2 separate regions of the Homo sapiens genome follow, and region 1 is linked to region 2. Evidence: chromatin loops called from intact Hi-C (ENCODE). Cell type or tissue: mammary epithelial cell. All regions are shown on one strand. Links, peaks and the distances in the headings refer to the core of each region. The heading gives the core; the rest is flanking DNA.

The links. A loop is a pair of places that touch in the nucleus more often than their neighbours do. Peaks named below come from ENCODE experiments on the same cell type or tissue, not always from the same donor. Only the 100,000 strongest peaks of a DNase experiment are listed, where the experiment ranks them.
Region 1: a loop joins it to region 2, with 4 times the contacts of the local background. A loop is called at or near these places in 7 of 110 quality-filtered maps.

The regions. Positions count from the first base shown.
Region 1 is chr20:63,696,968-63,703,195 of GRCh38, reverse strand. TNFRSF6B (TNF receptor superfamily member 6b) reads right to left here. Exons shown (of 3, transcript NM_003823.4): 1 at 6,005-6,228; 2 at 5,674-5,868; 3 at 4,512-4,916. The coding sequence ends at 4,633. ARFRP1 (ARF related protein 1) reads left to right here. Exons shown (of 8, transcript NM_001267547.3): 5 at 979-1,060; 6 at 1,296-1,366; 7 at 2,494-2,594; 8 at 2,666-4,549. The coding sequence ends at 2,753. RTEL1-TNFRSF6B (RTEL1-TNFRSF6B readthrough (NMD candidate)) reads right to left here. Exons shown (of 38, transcript NR_037882.1): 36 at 6,005-6,228; 37 at 5,674-5,868; 38 at 4,498-4,916. Among named protein-coding and RNA genes, the nearest start is that of TNFRSF6B, 3.4 kb to the right of the region's middle. RefSeq lists enhancers at 3,555-3,634, 2,775-3,656, 3,705-3,754, 3,825-4,004, 4,245-4,294 and 1 more. In mammary epithelial cell, for the core only: no CTCF peak of the experiment used is centred there; a DNase peak (open chromatin) is centred at 3,895; H3K4me3 peaks cover 1,962 bases; H3K27ac peaks cover 2,335 bases.
Region 2 is chr20:63,577,896-63,585,364 of GRCh38, reverse strand. No RefSeq gene overlaps it. Among named protein-coding and RNA genes, the nearest start is that of HELZ2, 7.4 kb to the right of the region's middle. RefSeq lists enhancers at 1,771-2,271, 2,272-2,772, 4,056-4,235. In mammary epithelial cell, for the core only: a CTCF peak has its summit at 4,409; a DNase peak (open chromatin) is centred at 4,404.

The DNA.
Region 1 (6,228 bases), core at 1,229-6,228, 120 kb before region 2:
TTGTCCTACCTGGTCAGCATCCAGTTCTAGGTCTCTGGGCACTCATGCCTGGACAGGAGAGCTGGCACAGCCTGGAGGCAAAGTGGCAAATGTGAGCTGTTGTCTGCTCCACGTGGACGCGGAGTTTGCTGTGTTTTTTTCTGATTGAGATAGAGGTGCACTCATCTGGTCCAGGGCTCAGCACTTGTACCTGAGGCTGCAGGGGCTGTGCCCTGTCTTGCCCAGGAGTGTTGCCAGCGAGCCCAGGACTGACCAGCCCAGGCTGCAGAGGTCTGAGCTCAGTGACTCTGGCCCTGTCCTGGCAGGGAAGGCTCGCTTCGTAGATGGCGCTGGTCAGTCTTATCCGCATGGCCACACTCCCTCCCTGTGCGAGGTGCTGGCACAGAGCCCCACAGGTGCACTCCCTCAACGGGCCAGGCTGTGGTCTAGGTTCCTCCAGCCCCCAAACCCTATCTTTTTTTTGAGACAGGGTCTCTCATTCTCACCCAGGCTGGAGTGCAGTGGTGTGATCAGAGCTCACTACAGCCTCAACCTCCCAGGCTCAAGCCATCCTCCCACCTCAGCCTCCCGAGTAGCTAGGACTGCAGGCGCACATTACCATAAGCTTTTGTACAGACGGAGTCTCACTGTGTTGCCCAGGTTGGCCGTGAAGTGGGCTCAGGTGATCCTCCTGCTTCTGCCTCCCAAAGTGTTGGGATAATAAGTGTGAGCCACCACGCCTGGCCCAATCCCTGTCTTTCACCTTTGGCCACCATCAGGCCAAAGGTTGCCGGCAGGTTCTCAGGAGCAGCGTCTGGGGACACCTCCACCAGATCTCCCCGCAACCCCAGAATGCATCCCAGAAGGGTCTTGCAGTTGGGGGCTGCCCTCTTGCCCCTTCCTCATGTGAGCCCCTCACTGTGGCCATGACACAGGCCTGGCTCTGCTGGCCCTTGGCAGGGTGGGGACTGAGCCCCAACTCCTGGTGCTTCCTCCCAGTATTATGCGGAGTGTCACGGCGTCATCTACGTCATTGACTCCACCGACGAGGAGAGGCTGGCTGAGTCCAAGCAGGCGTTTGGTGAGTGCGGCCTGGCTGCTCTGGGAGGGATGGATGGTGAGTGGGGGCAGGTCCAGCTTGGGCAGCTCTGTGCCTGGGGCAGGCTCAGTGTCTGGTCAGAAGTGCTCCTGCCTAGTGGGTGACGGGGGGGGGGGGGGCAGAGGGAGTGGCTGTCACAGTGTCCACGCCTGTGGGCCCCTGGGCAGTCAGAGGCAGGATGCTGGGTGTGAGGCGCTGCCTCTCCTGCCCTCCCCAGAGAAGGTGGTGACCAGCGAGGCGCTGTGCGGTGTCCCCGTCTTGGTGCTGGCCAACAAGCAGGATGTGGAGGTGAGCCCCACCCCTGCCTCCCGCAGCAGCTTCCCGAGTCCCCAGCCTCCCCCACAGCAAGGGGAGCAGGTGTGCACCCAGACACCCCAGGCCCAGTGACTGCCCAGGGGGTACAGAGCCATTCTCAAGGCCTGCCCTGCCCCCAGCAGCTTCCCAAGCCTGGTTCCTCTCCAGACCTGCTGCTGCCAGCCCTGGAGGTTCTCCCACCTCAGGGCAGGCGCCCAGAGGCCTCTTCCTGCTATGCAGGGCACCTCTCCCCAGGAGGGCGGCCGTGTCTCAGGAGTGTGTGGCCAAGCTGTGGGGACACCCAGGTGAAACTCAGAGCTCAAAGAAGTGATGCTGGGGCCCTGGTGGGAGTCAGCTCTGACCCTTACCTGTTCCTGCTACCCTTGGAGGTGGCATCTGTGCCAGCCCCACCCCCAGGGCAGCCCCTCAAGACCCCTCTGAGGTGCCACTGCCCCCGGGAGCACTGGCCACGCTGAGTTCTAGCTGTTCTCTTGGAGTGGCTTTGCACAGAAGCAGCCCGGCGTCCAGAGGGCCAGGTGAATCTTCACTTCCTGCCTTCTCTGGGGTGGCTCTGTTGCCCCCAGCCTGTAAGGCTGGCCTCCCCTACAATCTCAGCCGACAAGAGGGACATCTGGTACGGGGCAGGGGTCTCCCCTCGGAGGAAAAGGGGAGGGGAGGGCTGCTTTTTGAAGACTGGGCAGGTGGTTGTGAGCAGAAGCCACCATGACTGCAGACTGCCTCCATCACTGATGCAGGGCTCCCACCTCTCCATCATCCCCGGCTGTGTGGGCCCCTGGGACCTGCCTCCGCCACTGCCCAGGAGGCCTCAGTCCTCAGCGCCCCACCTCGGGGCTCAGGGTGTCCCCCAGGGAGGGGATGGGGGGTGGACTCCTTGGAGCCGTGTGGACGTCTAGTTTGTCTCAGGCACTACCAGCCATGTTCAGCCTCGGGCTGAGCACAGGGTCCTCACTGCTGTGGTCTCTGTGGGAGACACTGGGACCCTGGTGGAGCTCTGGCTGTTTCCCTGGGGTGAAGGGCATACGCCCTTCTGAGAGTCCCGGGCCCACAGGCAGGACAGGGCCAGACGTGGGGGCTGCTCCTCACGGCCTTACCTCCCCCAGACGTGCCTCTCAATCCCTGACATCAAGACGGCCTTCAGCGACTGCACCAGCAAGATCGGCAGGCGAGATTGCCTGACCCAGGCCTGCTCGGCCCTCACAGGGTGAGTGGGGGCTGCACCTGCGGGGGCTTTGGGGACCGAGACCCCCCGCCTCACACCCGCTGTCTTCACAGCAAAGGGGTGCGCGAGGGCATCGAGTGGATGGTGAAGTGTGTCGTGCGGAATGTGCACCGGCCGCCGCGGCAGAGGGACATCACGTAGGCGCAGCCGCGCTGCCGTCGGGACGGCTGGTCCCCTGGTGCTGGAGGAGTGGCCTCCTGTTGGCTCCCATGCTGCTGATCTGGGGGGTGGGTTTGCTTTGCTTTGGGGTTCTTCTATTTACTTTGTTTTCTCGAAGACAAACTTTCCTCTATGTCTGGAAAAGCGTAGGCATCCGGAGGCTTTGGAGGGGAGTCTGGCAGCCCGGCTGGCCCAGGCCCTGCAGCGGCAGCCTTTCCACAGGGCGCAGCGGCGGCCTTTCGAGGCCCTTTCTGGGGGGTCTGAGGGAGACCTGGTTGGGAATTGGGGCTCCAGTGCTCAGGCTGGCTTGGGCTGCATGAGGACAGCCCTGTGGGACCCTCGGGAGACCCCGTGGCTGTCTCCGCCCCATCGAGGAGGAGGCCCGTCAGCCATGGCTGCCATCTGGCTTCTGCCCTGTGACCCCGTGACCCCGTGACCCCGGAAGTGGTCTGGGGCTGATCTTGCCTTGAGGAAGACCCAGGCCATGTTCCCAAAGGCCAGCGGGGGCCCTGGATTGTGATGCAGCCTCGGGACAGGGCTGAGGCCTGCGGGGGAAGACCTATACCCCACGCCTGGGCCTGGCTTCACCTCACCCTAATCCCCCGGGAGGGAGCTGACTGATGCAAAAAGCTGAGGGGGCCTGCTGGGAGTGGCTGTTTTTATGCCCCAGCCCCGCAAGTTGGGGAGTGTTTGTGGGGGTCCAGAGCCCTCCCCCAGCCAGGAGAGAACCTCCCGGAGGGGTTCTCTGTGGGGCCCTGTGTCCCCTGCTCGGGAGTAAGGCTGGTCCTGGGGTCCTCCCTGCACGGACCCCACTGGGCCTGCCGAGTGCTGTGTTCTTCCTCAGTCTGGCTGTGGGCAGGAGCGGCCTGCCCAGTGTCACCCAGGGTGAGTGCAAAATAAAGACGGCGAGTGTGGCTCTGTCCATCCCTTCCCTCCTGGAGGGTGGAGGCTCCTGGCTGTTGGACACGGTGATGGTGTTACTGGGCTGCTCAGGGGCTGGTGGGCAGGTGAGGGGCTCCCCAGGTGGGCCTGGAGAGTCCAGGCACTCCCTTCCTGCGGATGTGGGAAGGACATGGGGTCCTGGGAGGAGCTGCTGGGAAGGGGCATGAGTCAGGGTGGGGGTGGCGCAGCAGCTGCGGGGCTGTGACTCACAGGAGTCGGGCCCTGGAAGTCCCCGCGTCCTCTCCAGGGGACCCTGTGTGTGTTCTGCAGGTTGGTTCCCAGGACCTGGGGGGGACCTCCAGCCCCGGGAACCTGGCCGTGCTGGGGAGGCGAGTGGCTGGTGCAGCCCCCCGGTTGCTCTGGGTGCATCGGGAGGCTTCAGAGCCTGCCCCAGAGAGGGAGAAGCTTCACTTCCCGGAAAGCATGGGAGGCCTGGAGGAGGTCTTTGGCAGGTCCCCTCTCGGGAAATCCCCTGTGAGTTGGGAGTGGGAGGAATTCATAAGTGGGGGGTTAGTGTGGGCCCCGGCGACTAGGGCTGGCCTGAGCCCCATCCTGTTCTTCCAGCAATGATACCCTCCCAGGCCCTGACCCTCGCTGAGCTTCAGGGGCCCCTGCCACGTGCCACAGCCACTGGGGGCAGAGGTGGCACTCCCCACTGATCCTCCCAGGGAGGGTCTGTCTGAGGTAGGGGAAGCCCCGGGCAGCAGTTCTGATGGCAGGCAGCCTGAGGGATCTGGGCACAGCGGGCGGCTCAGGTGTCCCCGGCTGCCCTCCCAGTAGCTGTGCAACTACAACCAGTTTTATGAAAAAGCTTTATAAAAATAAGCTTTAAGAAACCTCATTTCTTCTATTTAAAAAAAAGCCTCTTTCAGTGCAAGTGGGGTGCCAAGGATGTAGAATAAATAAGAGGGGGCCAGGATCAGTGCACAGGGAGGAAGCGCTCACGGACGCTCCGCTCCAGCCCGGGCATCCTGGCCACGCGCAGCGCCTGCAGCAGCCGCACCAGCAGCGCCCCGTCCTGCGCCCCCAGGAGCTCCGTGAGCCGCCGACGCAGCTTCAGCTGCAAGGCCGCGCGGCCCGCCCTTGGTGTCGGACCCCAGCCCTCCGGGGCCTCGAGGGCCTGCAGCAGCCGCTGCAGCCTCTTGATGGAGATGTCCTGGAAAGCCACAAAGTCGATGACGGCACGCTCACACTCCTCAGCTCCTGCAGTGGGGTGGGGAGGCAGCGGTCCGATCATTTCACCCACACACACTGGCGGGGGCTGCCAGGTACCCTGCTTTCTGGGCCCCACTCGGGGGGTTTGCAGGAGAGAGAAATCCCTGTGCAGTGAGCCGTGCTGGAGAGGGCAGTGCAACGATGGGGACTGGAGAAGGGGCAGGAGCCTTCGGTCAGAGAGCTGGAGCAAAGGCCTAGGGGGCAGGAGCGGCCACTCGGACCTTGGCTGCAAGAGGCAAGGGGGCCCAGGCAAGGGCTTGGGGCTCCTGGGCCATCGGAAGGGGCGAGTTGGGACCTGCAGATGGACCGGACCTGACTTGATGTTAAGGGGGTCACTTCCCCCTGTGACTTCTCAACAGTGGTTAACATTGGGCCTCGGTTTCCCCATGTCAGAGGAGGCAGCCACCTTCCTCTCAGGCAGTTAGGAGAGTTACCATCAGGCCTCGGTTTCCCCGTGTCAGAGGAGCCAGCCACCTTCCCCTCGGGCAGTTAGGAGATTGCTGCCCACTTTCCCAGAGCTCCCCAGGGGAGGCTGTGCCCTGGCTCAGATCCAAATTCTCAGCCACCCCTGAGAGGGCAGACTTGGTGGGGATCTAGTGGAGGGACCCCTGACCCCTCAAATCCACTGTGGCCCCTTCCCAGAGCCAGCTGGCATGCCTCAGGCTAGATGCACGTGCAGGGGCAGGAGTGAGGGCACAAGTGGGCCTGGCCTGCAGTGTGCTGCCCCCTCAGGCCTCTGGCTCACCTGGTACCCTGGTGCTGAGGGGGAAGCCAGTGCAGCTGGTGCACAGGGTGTCATGGGAGGAAGAGCCTGGCACATTGAGGGCCAGGCCCAGGGCCGTGCAGTTGCGGTGGGGCTGGCACTGCTCTGAGCTGGAGCTGCTGGCTGAGAAGGTGCCTGGGGGGCACGGCTGGCACTGCGTGTTCTGGCTGGGGGTGCCTGCAGCCAGGAGGGAAGAACAGGGTCAGGGGAACTGGTGTCCTAGCTCAGGGTGCAAGGCTGGGACCAGCAACCTGACCCCTGCCACACCTCCGGCCACCACTCCTGGGGGCCCCTCCCCTCGCCCAGCTCTCACCCGGGGCAATCACGCCGGCACCAGGTGGACACGATGCGTGCTCCAAGCAGAAACCAGCGTGCGCGAAGAAGCCGGTGCGGCAGCGGCAGGCACGGTTGTGGGTGGCGTGGCAAGCCCGTGCCTCCTCCTCACGCTCCCCGCAGAGGACGTTGCAGTAGCGGCAGCGCTCTAGGTAGTTCCAGAACTGCGTGTAGTGGCGCGGTGGACACGGGCCACACGTCGTG
Region 2 (7,469 bases), core at 1,348-6,347:
ATGACTGAGGTTCCTGTTCCTCTACGTCCTCACCTGCAATGACTGAGGTTCCTGTTCCTCTACGTCCTCACCTGCAATGACTGAGGTTCCTGCTCCACGTCCTCACCTGCAATGACTGAGGTTCCTGCTCCACGTCCTCACCTGCAATGACTGAGGTTCCTGCTCCACGTCCTCACCTGCAATGACTGAGGTTCCTGCTCCACGTCCTCACCTGCAATGACTGAGGTTCCTGTTCCACGTCCTCACCAGCATTTGGCGTTGTCAGCGTTTTGGGTTTGGGACATTCTTTATTTTTATTTTTATTTTTTTCAAGATTGAGTCTCACTCTGCCGCCCAGGCTAGAGTGCAGTGGCACCATCTCCGCTCACTGCAACTTCCAGTCCCCGGGTTCAAGTGATTCTCCTGCCTCATCCTCCCAAGTAGCTGGGATTACGGTCGCATGCCACCACGCATGGCTAATTTTTGTATTTTTAGTAGAGACTGGATTTCGCCATGTGGCCAGGCTGGTCTTGAACTTCTGACCACAGGTGGTCCACCTGCCTCGGCCTCCCAAAGTGCTGGGATTACAGATGTGAGCCACCACGCCTCGCCCGGCTAATTTTTTTAAAAAGTGTTCATGGAGGCCGGTTGTGGTGGCTCACGCCTGTAATCCCAGCACTTTAGGAGGCTGAGGCGGGCGGATCACGAGGTCAGATCGAGACCATCCTGGCTAACACGGTGAAACCCCATCTCTACTAAAAATACAAAAAATTAGCCAGGCGTGGTTGCAGGCGCCTGTGGTCCCAGCTGCTCAGGAGGCTGAGGCAGGAGAATGGTGTGAAACCGGGGAGGCAGAGATTGCAGTGAGCCGAGATTACGCCACCGCACTCCAGCCTGGGCGACAGAGCGAGACTCCTTCTAAAAAAAAAAAAAAAATTCGTGGAGACAGGGTCTCACTCTGTTGCCCAGGCTGGTCTCGAACTCCTGGACTCAACGCAATCCTCCAGCCTCGGCCTCCCAAAGCATTGGGATTACAGGCGTGAGCCACTGCGCCTGGCCCTGGCACATTCTCACAGGTGTATGATGGTAACTCACTGTTTGGGTTTGCAGATTTCCTAATGATGTGTGATGGGAAGCACCCTTTCACAAGCTGCTGCTTTGCCTTCTCTCTGTCTCTGGTGAGGTGACTCTTCAGATCTTTTGTCTGTTTAAAAAATCGGGTTGTTCATTATTGTTGAGTTTTAAGAGTTCTTTTCATATTTTGGATAATGATCCCTTATTAGACATGTTTGTTTCTGTTTTTGAGACAGTCTTGCTCTTGTCACCCAGGCTGGAGTACAGTGGTGCGACCTCTGCTCAGTGCAACCTCTTGTTTCCCAGGTTCAAGCGATTCTCCTTCCTCAGTCCCCCGAGTAGCTGGGATTAAAGGCTTGAGCCACCATGCCTGGCTAAGTTTTTGTATTTTTAGTAGAGATGGGGTTTTGCCATGTTGCCCAGGCTGGCCTTGAACTCCTGAGCTCAGGCAATCTGCCTGCCTTGGCCTCCCAAAGTGCTGGGATTACAGGCATGAGCCACCGTGCCCGGCCTATTTTATTTATTTATTTTTGAGACGGAGTCTTGCTCTGTCATCCAGGCTGGAGTGCAGTGGCGCGATCTCAGCTCACTGCAACCTCTGCCTCCTGGGTTCAAGCAATTCTCCTGCCTCAACCTCCCGAGTAGAGTAGCTGGGACTACAGGCACGCACCACCATGTCTGGCTAATTTTTGTATTTTTAGTAGAGATGGGGTTTCACCATGTTGGCCAGGCTGGTCTTGAACTCCTGCCCTCAAGTGATCCGCCCACCTCAGCCTCTCAAAGTGCTGGGATGACAGGCCACTGCGCCCAGCCTTGGATGAGTTTTAAGCAATACAGACACATGTACCTGCTGCCTGCACCAGGCAGAGGACACTCCCCTTGTTCCCTTCTCTAGTCGGGCCTGTCCTCACAGTCACTGACCTGGTTTTTAGAATTCGTCTGTTCCTGAGCTTCATAGAAACGGAACCGCACATTTAATACTCGTCTGTGTTTGGCCTCTTTCACTGAACTGTTTCTGAGATTCCTCCATGCTTCTGTGTGGGTCGGACGTGTTCGGTTTTGGTTTTGTCTGAGTAGTGTTGTGTCGTACAGACGTTCCACGGTTTGTTTATTCAGCCGCCTGGTGATACGCATTGGAGCTGTTTTCAGTCTGGGGCTGCTGGGAATGGGGCTGCTGTGAACCGGCGGGTGTCTCTGTGTGGGCGTCAGCACGCTGGCCCCAGCAGGAGGGGCTCCCTGGCCCAGGCGTTGTGAAGAATGAAGATCCTTTTTTCATTTCTCTTGGGTAGATTTGCAGGAGTCGAACTGCTGGATCCTGAGACAGATGTTCATTTAACTGTATCGGAAATGACCGAGCTGTTTTCCAAGGTGGCTGTGCCGTCTTGTATCCCCACCAGCACCAACGGGAGCGGTGGCTGCTCCGCACCCTCCGCGGCACGAGCCGTCCTCACTCTGGACGCAGTCGGTCTGCCCGTGTGAGGTGGTTTCTCGCTGGGTCCCATTTGCGTGTCCCAGTGACTGGATGGTAAGCACCTTCTCACGTGCTTTTGGTCATTTGTATATGTTCTTGTGTGGAGTGTCTGTTCAAATATTTTGTTTGTTTTTAAAAACTGGACTTTTGAGTTTTGAGATTAAAAAAAATCTGCCTTCTAGGAGTGGTGGCTCACCCCTGTAGTCCCAACACTTTGGGAGGCCGAGGCAGGAGGATCACTTGAGGCCAGGAGTTCAAGATCAGCCTGGGCAACATAGTGAGACCCCATCTCTACAAAAAATTTTAAAATTAGCTGAGGGTGTTGGTGCATGCCTGGAGTCCCAGCTACTTGGGACGCTGAGGTCGGAGGATTGTCTGAGCCCGGAGTTCAAGGCTGCAGTGAGCTGTGATCACACCTCTGCGCTCCAGCCTGGGCAATAGAGCAAGACCGTCTCAAAGCATAATAATAATAACAAAGATAAAAACATTTTCAGTTTGCATATAGTTCATCAGATATGTGTATTTTGAATATTTTTGTCTCAACTAATAGCTTGACTTTTCATTTTTCTCACTGGTACAGACATTTTTTACTTATATAACCTTGTTTATCAATTTTTTTCTCTTATATTTCTACCTTTTATGTCTTTTTAAAGAAATATATGCCGGCTGGGTGCGGTAGCTCACGCCTGTAGTCCCAGCACTTTGGGAGGCCTAGGCGGGTGGATCACGAGGTCAGGGTCAGGAGACCAAGACCATCCTGGCTAACATGGTGAAACCCCGTCTCTACTAAAAATACAAAAAATCAGCTGGGCGTGGTGGTGGGCGCCTGTAGTCCCAGCTACTCGGGAGGCTGAGGCAGGAGAATGGCATCAACCCGGGAGGCAGAGCTTGCAGTGAGCCAAAATCACGCCACTGCACTCCAGCCTGGGCGACAGAGCAAGACTGTCTCAAAAAAAAAAAAAAGAAAAGAAAAGAAAAAAATATATGCCTATCCCAAGGTTGTGAAGATTTCTCCTGTTTTCTTCTAGAAGCGTTACAGTTTAGCTTTGATGCTTAGATGTTCCATCTTGAATTAAATTTTGTGTGCAATGCGAGGTGGGGCTGAGCTTCGTTTTTCCCGAAACTTTACTCCGTGTTCCAGCTGCCACTTGTTGAAGACTGTCCTTTCCCCGCCTCAGGCCCTTCGGGGACCAACAGACCGCAGACCTGGGTCTGACCCAGGCTCCCTTCTGTCCTGTCTTGTCTCTCCCGACATCTGCAGTAACGTTCTGGACTTGAACTTCTGGGCGTCAGGAGCAAGCCACATTCCTGTATGTCCAGGGAGAAGAGGGGAGACCGGAAGGCTGGGTGGAAAGGCCCAGGTTTTGGCTCCCTCCTCCAGGGCAGCCAGGCTGGGCACAGCTGCCCCACGGGGCGCACAGGCACCTGGCTCTGTGTCAACCAGATGCCCAGAGCAGCCCCAGGGCAGGCCCACACCCACTCCAGACCCCAACATCTCCAGCCCCAGCAGGAGTGTGGCCCCTCCCCCTGTCATCCCGGAGAGGCGGCCACATGGCAGAGGGACACTGGGGGCCAGTGAGGACTAGGAAGGTCCCTGCCAGGAGACCTCAGGGATATCTGATCAAGCCTCAAGCTTTGGGGGTGCTGTGGGGGCAAGCAGAGAAAGGCACAGCCCCTGGCCAGGCTCTCTGTTGCCCCTGGGAGGCCTTTTAGATCCTGCAACACCTACCCCATGCCTCCTGCTCAGGGCCTGGCCTGAGGGCTCCAGCAGGCTTCAGTGTGGGGGAGAGGTGAGCAGGGGCTGAGAAGGTGGCTCATCACCTCTAATGATGTCAGAAAACTAGGCTGTTTCTCCTGCACTCTCACAGCACAGCTCACTGCTGACACCAGGTGGGGGTTCTGTTCCAACAACAGATTAGTCAGTTTTGCAGCCGACGCCGGCTGGGCGTGCTCCAGTTTAATTCCGATACCATCTACCTGAAGACACCATCTACCTAGAGACGTCTACTTGGAGCCATTGTCTGCTGCCCTGTGCCGTCCGCTATCACCCGAACCCTGCGGGAAAACCCACACACCCTCCCCAGCATCACAGTGCAGGTGGAGGTCCCCAGGGCTTAGGGCCAGGCCTCAGTTTACCTGTGACTGTGGGCCATGTGCTCTCGGGCAGGAACTGACGGCCTCTGGGTATAACTCACTTAAGCAGGTCTTTAACACCCAGTTCCCATCTTTCCAGAGACCCTCCCGGGCGCCCTCCCACCAGCCAAAAGCTCACACCTTGAGTGGAGGAGGTGATAGGGTCTGCAGTGGGAGGGATTCCAGATCAACCTGGAGACATTGTCCACCCATAGACACCATCATCTACCTGGAGACATTGTTGTCAACCTGGAGACACCATCAATTCATAGACATTGTTGTCAACCTGGAGACATTATTGTTAACCTGGAGACACCATCAATTCATAGACATTGTTGTCAACCTGGAGACACCATCAATTTATAGACATTGTTGTTAACCTGGAGACATTGTTGTCAACCTGGAGACACCATCAATTCATAGACGTTGTTGTCTACCTGGAGACATTATTGTTAACCTGGAGACACCATCTATTCATAGGCATTGTTGTCAACCTGGAGACACCGTCTATTCATAGACATTGTTGTTAACCTGGAAACATTGTTGTCAACCTGGAGACACCATCAATTCATAGACATTGTTGTCTACCTGGAGACACCGTCTTTTCATAGACATTGTTGTTAACCTGGAGACATTGTTGTCTACCTGGAGACACTGTTGTCAACCTGGAGACACCATCAATTCATAGACATTGTTGTCAACCTGGAGACACCATCAATTCATAGACATTGTTGTCTACCTGGAGACATTGTTGTTAACCTGGAGACATTGTTGTTAACCTGGAGACACCGTCAATTCATAGACGTTGTTGTCTACCTGGAGACACCATCTAGCTGGAGACGCCATCTGTCCTTAGACATCCTCATCTACCTGGAGATGTCCACACAAGGCTGCTGCCCACTCCCCATGCCAATCTCAAGCCCCGGGTGCTTCAGACCAATTGGCTATAAATTGAGGTTCCTAACCCCCATATTTGGGTCAGATTAATTTCCTAGAGCAGCTCACAGAACTCAGGGAAACATGTTTACCCATTTATTATAAAGGACGTTACAAAGGACGCAGATGAAGAGATGCGTAAGGGGAGGGGCGCAGAGCTTTCACCCCACAAGGGCACCCCGTCCAGGAACCTCCACGGCTCTCTGAGCCCTGTCCTTTTGCGACTTCATGGAGGCTTCATTACCCAGGCATGATTGATTACGTCACTGGCCACTGGTGAGGACCGCCTTCAGCCGCCTCTCCCCTCCCCTGCCTGGAGGTTGGGGCAAGGCTGCAAGTACCACCCTCTACTCCTGCTGAGGCCTTTCTGAGGACCAGCCCCATCCTGAGGCTGCCTCCAGGCTGCCAGCCTTCGGTCAATATCAGCACAAAAAGGCACTTGCCACTTTGGCTACTCCAGGGATTTTAGGGGTTTTTGCCAGGAAACGGGACGAGACCAAATATGTTAATGTATATTTCACAATGTCACACGCACATGGCTGTGTGTGCAGAGGCCAGGCAGGGAGAGAGGACAGAGCAGCTGGGAGGCCCCGGGGGGCGTAGACCCATCCTGGGACTAAACCCCCATCAGATCCTTCTGGCACCCCTGCAAGGAGAAGGTGTGGTCCCCCTGACTTTCTCCCCAGGGGCTCATCTCGAAGGAGGCCTCCCGGCTGCACGGCTCCCACAAGGCCAAGAGGAGGAGATCTGAAATCGGCTCCACTCCCTCCCACTGCAGACCCTATCACCTCCTCCACTAGGGGTGTGAGCTTTTGGCTGGTGGGAGGGCGCCCGGGAGGGTCTCTGGAAAGATGGGAACCGGGTGTTAAAGACCTGCTTAAGCGAGTTATACCCAGAGGCCGTCAGTTCCTGCCCGAGAGCACATGGCCCACAGTCACAGGTAAACTGAGGCCTGGCCCTAAGCCCTGGGGACCTCCACCTGCTTCGTGACGCTGGGGACAGTGTGTACGTTTTCCTGCAGGGTTCAGGTGATGGCAGACGGCAGAGGGCAGCAGACGGCAGGCTGGCACTGGGGGGCCATGGAACCCACTGGCAGGGACGCTGGGTGAGGAGGACCTAGGGACCGGGATGAGACAAGCTGAGGGTGTTGGGCAGACATTTCTTACTTTGTATTTTGATATAATAATTTAAACAAACGTACACAAATGTTGCAAAAATAGAACAAAGGACTCCCTGTGCTCTATGCGGACTCACCAGTCGCTTTGTTCTGGCCCATTTGCCGGTTCTGTAGAAGCCTGTAGTTCCAGGCAATTGAGACTAAGACACGATACCCCTTCACCTTTCAGATACGATACCCCTTCACCCTTCACCCTTCACCCTTTACCCCATCACTTCAAGGTGTGTTTCCTCAGAACGTGGAAGCTGTCTGTTACAAAGTCAGGAAGCTGACGTGGATACAATAATATTACTAATACTCAGCCCGTGTGAGCGTGTTGTTGGCCGTGTGCTGTGTGTACGTGGAACTCTCTCCCGTGGTCTCACACTCAGCCCGTGTGAGCGTGTTGTTGGCCGTGTGCTGTGTGTACGTGGAACTCTGTCCCGTGGTCTCACACTCAGCCCGTGTGAGCGTGTTGTTGGCCGTGTGCTGTGTGTACGTGGAACTCTGTCCCGTGGTGTCACACTCAGCCCGTGTGAGCGTGTTGGCCGTGTGCTGTGTGTACGTGGAACTCTCTCCCGTGGTCTCACACTCAGCCCGTGTTAGGGGTCACTGTGGCCTGAGCACAGCTGGACGGGAGCCAGAGAGCTGTCCACGGCAACCTGCAGGTTTTCAATGCTCTGTGGACTCGAGGTGGCACTTTTTGTTTTTGTTTTGAGT